Linked DNA regions of Mus musculus: region 1 is linked to region 2. The links are chromatin contacts, found by Hi-C or POLR2A ChIA-PET in ENCODE. All regions are on one chromosome and are shown on one strand. Each heading gives the region's core, a stretch centred on a gene start or an enhancer-like site at or near the end of the contact. The rest is flanking DNA. Distances are from core to core; before and after follow the strand shown.

Region 1 (4,276 bases), core at 1,483-3,982, 86 kb before region 2:
TGAGATTCTCTGGGAAATTCTTAAAAGGCTCTGGCTTGGGGAGAGGGGCTCTTTAGTCCCTTCTCCCTAACCCTTCCTCTACACAACTGCACTCCTCTACCTTAAAACCAAGGAGCTATATTTTCAGCTAGCTCCCCAAAATACTTAAGTGAAGCAGGAGCCCTCTGCACAGAAGTGTCTTCTGCCCTAATGGCCTCACTTTTTTAAAAATGCAAAGTCCTCCTCACTCTGAGCTGAGCCTTAGCTCTTCCTTCATGCACCCGGGGACCCCAGCTCATGGTCTGTGCCATCCTAAAGTCCTAAGTTTATGTGTGATTCCTAAATCAAGTAGCATGCTAACCCATGCCATTTCTCTGGTCTTTTGTTACCAACAGAGTTCTCTAACAGACGTTCTTCTTTATATATACCTATTTCTAGCAATGCCCAGCAATGTAGCAAAAATAAATAAAAATAAAAAACCTTTGAAAATAATGAGCTAAATATGAGGGAAGCAAGAAGGTATCCCTTATATAAGATGTAGAACCTTCCACCTAACCATCCCCTTACCCTAGGACAAGCAAGAGGACACCAAACCACTTGGGTATCCACACATCAAAACAATTGTAGACCTAGTAATTCAACCCTTAATTGAAGGTGAATGGTGTCAAAACCTTTGGCATCGGTCCCTCCCCTTTCTCTCCTCTTAAAGTACAGCAAGTCACGGTCCCATTCTGCCTCTTGGTCACTTGTACAACTCAACATATGTACTTGTGCAAGGCACCAAAGAGGGATTCTCCTGACTTGCCCATCTGAGGTTTCCATTTGGACTCTGCCTCCCACACTTGTGAATCTCACTGAGAGACTCAACACCAGTAAATAAATACAAGCACGAGCTGAAGTTTCATATAAAAACATTTGTTTCAATAACTACTTTAAGGCGTCAAAGTTATATGGAGTGGGAACAGCTCCTCCATGCCAACCCACTACTAGGTTTCAATTCTAGAAACTGCCCCAAATAGACAGAAACAGTCCTTCTTTCTGACCTAGATAATTTAAAGCCAAGGAGTCCAAGTCCTTCATGGAAAAGTACCAGGGTTCTGTTGGGATTTAAATGAAACACTGCTGGTGTGGCCTATCTGACAGACTGTCAACTGATCAGTGGCAGTGACAGAGGGCTTGCCTAGCACAAATGAGTACCTGAGTTTGATCCCCCAATGCTGGGGTAGGGGGATGGAGGGTGACCATACCAAAACATTGTTGACAGTTGCAGGACCAACATACTCGAGATATTCTTAGTGAAAAATCTGGAACTGTAAAGTGAAGTAAAAGGAGAGGAGAAAATAGAGAATTTATCGCTAGAAACGTGGCAGTCATGGGAGGCTGCAGAGACACAGACATTTGGGGTGGCTGTTAGGGAAGGTGGGGAGGGAAGGCTGCAACGAGGCTGTGCAGAAGACAAAGGGGCTTGAGGCTACAAGAGATAGGTACTGTTGACAGTATGCAAATCAACTCAAGATAAAGAAGAAAGAGAGTCACCCAGACCAGACAGAAATGTAGGGCTTTATGGATGAAGTGTGCTGCTGTGGCTTAACTCTTCCCTCTTCAAAGGGGGCTAAAGAAAAACTTGAATCAGGGTGGACTCAGCAGCCCTTCAACAGACCAAGAGAGTCTAGCGTCCCCTTTCCTGGGGTGGAATCAAATCCTCGTCGCGATTTCAACATTTTAAATGTGTGGAGGAAAACTTGCATTCTCAAAGCAAAGACTTCACAAAGAAGTCAACATGAAACAGATGGAGCGAATCTCTTCTCTTCACAAATCTTAGACTAAATTAAAAAAAAATAACTCTGGGTATCAAATACCTTAGCTAAGGAGATAATTCCTCTGGATTTTGGCTTCCTAGGAAATGACCTCTCTGATAGCGAATCCTCCCCCAACACCTCTGGCACTGAGCATTGTAATATAAGACAATGATGCCGGAAAATGAAAGGCAAAACCCAACCTTCGTCTGTAGCTTTCAGAGTGATTTCGCTCTCAGTACAGACTTAGGCAGGTGTGTCTGAACTCCTTGAAGAGAATGTCCTGGGAGCCGCCTTCTCAGTATCTTGTTATCGACAAACTAAAAGAGATTTGGTTTGGATCTCGGTGGGTTTTTTTTTTCCGGATCCCGCCGGATTCTGCAATTGGGAACCCCGAGCCCCTCCCCAGACCGAGCTAATAAAGAGAAACAGCGGGGAGCCAATCTATTGGACCCTGACCCGTGAAGACTCTAGCTGTAACTCGTGCCGCGGGGAGAGAGGGACCTAGTCGACCTCCCTCTGCTTTAGTTTCTAGCCTGGCGGGCACTCTGAGGGACAGCCAGTCGCCTACCTGCCTGACATCTCCCAGGCCTCGGGGTAGCTGCGCGCCCGGGAGAGCTGTTCCCCTCCGGCTCAGTTCGCCCTCGGCCTCACCTCCCACGCTGCCCGCGACTGTGACCAGCCTGACTCACCCCGGACGGGTGGCGGGGGTTGGGGGATACTTCAGAAGGCGGAGGTACTGGAGGCGGGCTGAGCCCTTCCCCCAGAGCCCAGGAGGAGGCGTAGCCAGAGCGCAGGTGAAACCGACTCCGACCTATCCCGGGAACTTTCGCTGCGGGGACTCGCTGCGACAGGCCAGCGTCGTTCAGGGGCGGCCCAGGAGCCGCCCCCTGCCACCAGGGTTGCGCGCGGGGACTCTGCCTGGGCACCCGCCCCTAGGGACCCTCGGCCCTCCTGGAGCGCCCTGGGGATGCGGGCGGCGCCGGCCTCCGCGGCTGATGGAGGCGGGTGGCGCCACCCTGGGCGCAGGTGACACTCTCCAGGCCTGGGTTTCGGTCGAAGGGGAAGTGCGCTGGGAGCTCGAGACGCAGCCGCCCCAGGGACTAAGGACCCAGCAGCGATGGCCGGAGAGCTGAGCCAGGAGGCACTGCTGGACTTTCTGTGCCAGGCCGGGGGCCGAGTGCGTAACGCAGAGCTGCTGAGCCACTTCAAGAGCTTCCTGCGCGACCCTCACGTGTCTCCAGGCCAGCTGCAGGAGCGTCGCGAGCGCTTCAAGGGCTTCGTGAACTCGGTGGCCGCAGTGCGCCAGGACCCCGACGGCACCAAGTACGTGGTGCTCAAGAGGAGGTACAGGGACCTACTGGGGGAGGAGGGCCTGCAGCGACCGGGCCCTGTAGATGGAAAGCCGCGGGGCCACCGCCGCCGTGACCCGGAGCCGCAGAAGCCGCCGGCAGGTGCGGGGACCCAGGTGGACGTAGGTGGCAGCGCGCAGAAGGTGGCCGGGCCAGACCCCAGCCCGGAGGACAGCCCGAACCAGAGGACACCGGAGCCAGAGGCTGCTCAAGCCAGAGGCAGGTGTGCGGCTGTGGGGACGCGAGGACGCTGCTGCTGGGAGTGCCAGCAGAACGGCTGGGGACAGTCCACCGGACAGCCGCTGCCAGAAGATCTCGGAGACCCTGCAGTCGCCTGCGAGAAGCCGGAGCGCGCTGCACCTGCCCGGGATGACCTCGGAGCTCCGGGGTGGCTGAGGGAAGGAGAGGCCGCCGAGCACGCGCCTGGATCTGTACCGCCTGTCTGGCCTCCGACCGCCGTCGAGGCTGCTGGCAGCCCGACGTCCCCGCCTGCTCTCCCGCCCCACCCGGCGCCCTCCAGAGAGCCACTGGAGCTGTTTACCGCCGGCTCCCCGAACCATTCAACCCAGCAGCTGCAGCAACAGCACCAGCGCACTCAAGAGTGGGTAGCCAGATACCTGCAGGTGCCTGAGCCCGAGATCCAGGCGCCCACTCGCGCCTGGTCGGTGTTGCCAGACAACTTCCTCCAGCTACCTTCAGAAACCGCCTTTGGGGTCTCGGAGACCAGCTCGGCGCTGCCAGAGCCCGCTCTGTCTTTTCATTCTCTCCTTCCCGTGGTTCTCGATGAGTCCTCAGAATCCTGGCCAGGGAACGCTCCATCTACCGTCTTTCGAAGCATTCGTTGTCAGCTGTCCCTCCAGGATCTGAATGACTTTGTGGAGCAAGAGAGCCATGGAAGTGAGGAGAGCAGCAGTGGACCCAAAGAATCTCCCGGAACCCCCGAAGAGGGGCTGCAACCTGTCTTGAGAACTTCCTCCTGGGGGGAGCTCAGGGATCCAGTTGAGGATCTGTTTTTGCCACCAAACGACAGCCCTTGCCTGATCCGGCGGGACCTCGGATATAGAGGGAATGCGCCCAGTTTTCGGAAGGTCCCAACAGTGGCTAAAAGCCTTGGAGACCACCCCCAAGAGCCCTTCCCTGCCCTCAAGT
Region 2 (3,806 bases), core at 710-3,209:
GTTCAACTTTCCAGATCTCCGTGGCTACAGGCAGCTTAACTGACACAAACCTCACTTCTAAGGGAAAAGCTGTAAGGTGTCTAAGCATTTCCTCAACAGAAGACTCGGCCCACGGTAACATGAGTGGGAGGGAAAAAGTAATTAGGGTTAATTATGCTATTACCCTCCCCCCCAAAAGCATCCTCCGCTGGCAGCCATCACTGTGGGACAGCGCAGCAGACTTCAGTAACAAGCTGCCCACTAGCACAGAGCTTGGATAAGTTTGTGCCTATGAAGAGACAAGCTGAAGGCAACACGGGTGGGAAACAGCAGACACTGCCAGGTCAGGTCAGGTCGCCCAGTCAGCCCTGGTCTTTTTTAACCTTGCAGGTACAGCTGCCAGGCTGGGCACTCAAAGTATTAGCAGAGAGTACTCTTCTCAGCCAGGCATGTTGGTGAGCTCCTGCAGTCCTGGCACTTAAGGATGGCTGTGAGTTCAAGGCCAAGGCCTGGAACACAGTGAGTTCCAGGGGAGCTGTGGCTATACAGCAAGACCTTGCTCAGGTCTGACCCAGGGTGGGCAACCTGGCCCAGTAGGTGGGGGTGCTTGTATAAGCCTTACTAATACCCAGGTCCCCCGTTCTTCTGCTAGTCTGCTGGAGTCAGCTTGCTGGCTCTCAGGCCCTAAGCAGTGCGCATGCTGGGAGGTAGGCAGCTTGGTGCATGGGACTCATATGGCACTCTGAGGCCAGAGTCCACGTCCAGTCAGCTGGGTCTTTCTATCCAGACCCAGCTCTGGTGTTTGACGGCGTGGACACTGGGCAGAGCCACACAAACACAGCACAGAAGCCTGGGCACATTCTGTACATTACAGTAAGGCAGTGCAGAGACTGGGCAGGCACCCAGTCGGCCCTGCCTCACCGTTAGGTATGTGGATGCAATGCCTGCCAGCTTTTGATCACCAGGTCTTTAACTATGGAGACCTGGGCTGAGACTATAGTGAAGAGGTTCTGAGCAACCGCAGGCATCAGGGGGAAGCCAGCAGTGCTGCCAACATTTCTGTGCCAGGATGATCCTTTTTAAAAAATAACAAAATCCAACTTTAACAGAACTCATTTAGGGCAGGAGAAGGGAATAATATTTAAATTTTCTTTATCATTTATACATGTAACGGCTTGTATGTATGTACACCACGTGTGTGTATATAGATGCCTTTGAAACCAGAAGAGAGAGTCTGATTCCCCAAGAGCTGGAGTTACAGGAGCTGTGAGCCACTCAGTATGGTTGCAGGGAATCCTCTGCAGGAGCAGCAAGTGCTCTTAACGGCAGCCATCTCCTCGGCCCATGAAAGAGAGAATTTTAATACTATACTAGTCTCTCCCGGGAGCTACGGAACTTGTAGGCCACTGACATTCACCCACTTAGCTTCACATCTGACAAACTGCTAACCCAGGCTGTGTGAGATGCTATTTATGTGCGTTCTTTTTCTAAACATAGTTCAACACACCATCTGCACAGGAAACATCCTGCCGGGTCTTCTCCCTCAGCAGCAGAGGAGCACAGACTCCGAGTCGGAGACCAGCTCTGACTTGATCACTGCCAGGAGGCCACTTCACCTGTGCCATCAGCAAGAGGACAGCTCCACCTGCCTCGATGAGATCATGTCTTATTGATCCCATGCTCTGTGGCAGGCAGAAGCAGCGTCTCACTACTCAATCACGGCTCCGACAGCCCGACAACACAGGTATCGTCCCAGCCTCACTGAGAAGCACAGTGAGGGTATGGGACATGCCCCAGACCATACAGTAAGTGACAGAGCCAGGCTTAAACCCAGGTTGTCTGGCTCCAGGGTGCTGGTTTCAATTAGTACTTTAAAATAGCTCTCAGGAATGTTATGAGGCTCAAATGCACGCACACTGGAAGACAACCATACGGACAGGCCTTGTTTTCTGTGCTATCACAAGGTCAGGCCAGCGTCTGAGAGTCCAGCACTTGTTGCAGTAGGTGCCTGGGTGGCAACCCTAGCTTCCCCGAGTGGCAGCTCTGAGGCTTGTGCCGCAGCATCCCCAAAACACTGGTACAAAAACACTTAGCTTTTGTTGGCTGTTTTTATCCTAAGAAAAATGTAGCCCTTCTGGCTGGGGCAGAGTGGAGTTCAGGCTTCTGCCTAGACCTGGCAAACCATGTCTACCTGACAGGCTTGTTTCTTCTGTTGTAAATGCAAGATCCAGGACCCTGCATGTTAACTGCTGTCTTTGGCTGAGCTCTAGAAAGTCAAGGCAGTTTCAGATGGTAACGAGGCCAGACCTCCATCCCACATTGTGTAACCTGATAGAAGCAGAGGTGACTGGGCCTGATGGTGATGTCCAACACCTCCAGCACGAGCTATCTCGGCTAAGAATCCTGCCCCACTTCTCCACCAGGAGACTTGTAACTAGAATGTCAGTGTAATTATCTGAGATGGTCCCTTGGTGCCAGTTAAGGTCCGGTAAAATGCAAGGTCAACCATCTTCCCAGACATTGTGCACAGCAACTTGGAGCTGGGACCCTTCCTGACCACCCTTCTTCTTCCACCCTCCACAACTAAGCCACCACCAGCTCCTGCCTGTTCTTAAACAACAACAACTACTCTTTCAAAAAGCTCTTAAACTGCTCATAGGATGGATGTTGATCATACTTGTGCATCATACTTTCAGTGACTGCACTTTCCTCCCATCCTGCCCAACTCCAGACATAGCTGCCAGGGGGACTCTTCTGAAATGCCAATCTGTTTACCTTCTGTCAAGCTCCAGTGGGAGACCTCCATCGTGGTGTGGGCCACGATGTCATAACTGCCACAGCTTCCCTCTTTTGCATGTTACCATTAAATCCTGGGGTCCTGGGGGGTGGGGATTCCGAGACCAAGAAGAGTGCACACTGACAACCCGAAGGGGTGAGTTTCAGGCTTTTCATACCTTGCCGACCTCAGGGCAACGTGAGAAAGCCTCGTCTGCAGAGCTGAGGTGGCTTGGGTGGCTGGTGCGGCCTGTGCTTTCTCTCTCTCTCCTCTCCCAGCTCTGCCTCCACTCACGGACACCACCCCACAGTGGTGGTGCAGGTACCCCAGAAACCTTCCTGGGAGCTGGAGTAAGGAGCCCTGGGCCTAGAGTGTGAGGGAATCCCCACTCCATTCCCCTCCTCCTCACAGCTCCTGCATAGCTGCACAGGTTGCCTGTCCAGCTACAGGACTGATACTAGGAATCTCTGGGAGCCAAAGGCTGTGTGGAAAACCCCAGGAGAGGACGGAGCTAGGCCAGAAGATGCTTGGAACTTGGCATGAACGCTCAGGGTGAGGGGCACGTGCGGGGCTGGGGGAAGCTCACGTTTAAGTGGCACACGTAGGGAGAGACGAAGAGTACACCAAAGGCTCTGAGAACTTGGGTGTGTCAGAAACGTTGCTCAAGTCCCAAACTAAAGCCAGAGGGGCTCAGTGAGTACAGAGCTCTGTAACCTCACAGAGGCTCCCAAACCGAAATGGGTGCTGGAACCACACTATCCAAAACTGAGACGGAACTTACGGTCTGGGCCTGCAGTAACCAGGCCTGCCTCAATCACCATTCTACAGAGGGCTGTGCCAGCAGGACCAGGGCCTCGCAGCACAGAATACAATATACAGTTACTCAGGTATAAAGAGCCAGAAAGGGTAACAGTGATGCTAGACTGGAGATAATGCTTACATTAGGATTACCATAGTCTTTAAAAATGCTTTCTTAAATAAGCATTCTTCATGATAAGAGCAAAATCACTTGAAGATTCGAGCAAAAAGGAACTAAAAAACAGAAAGTTTA

What was found. A loop is a pair of places that touch in the nucleus more often than their neighbours do. ChIA-PET counts read pairs that join two places held with the same protein, here RNA polymerase II (POLR2A).
Region 1: a loop to region 2 is called in a map of left cerebral cortex, with 3 times the contacts of the local background. The contact joins the promoter of Sowahb here to the enhancer-like site in region 2. A Hi-C loop is called at or near these places in 2 of 37 maps with a recorded cell type or tissue (both left cerebral cortex). POLR2A ChIA-PET finds 5 or more read pairs at or near these places in 2 of 5 experiments (Patski and embryonic stem cell).

Annotation. Positions count from the first base shown.
Region 1 is chr5:93,043,478-93,047,753 of GRCm38, reverse strand. Sowahb (sosondowah ankyrin repeat domain family member B) reads left to right here and starts at 2,732. Exons shown (of 1, transcript NM_175270.4): 1 at 2,732-4,276. The coding sequence starts at 2,896.
Region 2 is chr5:92,957,549-92,961,354 of GRCm38, reverse strand. All of the region lies in intron 9 of Shroom3 (shroom family member 3), which reads right to left. Among named protein-coding and RNA genes, the nearest start is that of Gm36764, 50 kb to the left of the region's middle. Within about 2 kb of position 1,959, at least 1 of the 3 ENCODE cell types and tissues checked has a DNase peak (open chromatin) inside an H3K27ac peak, as active enhancers do.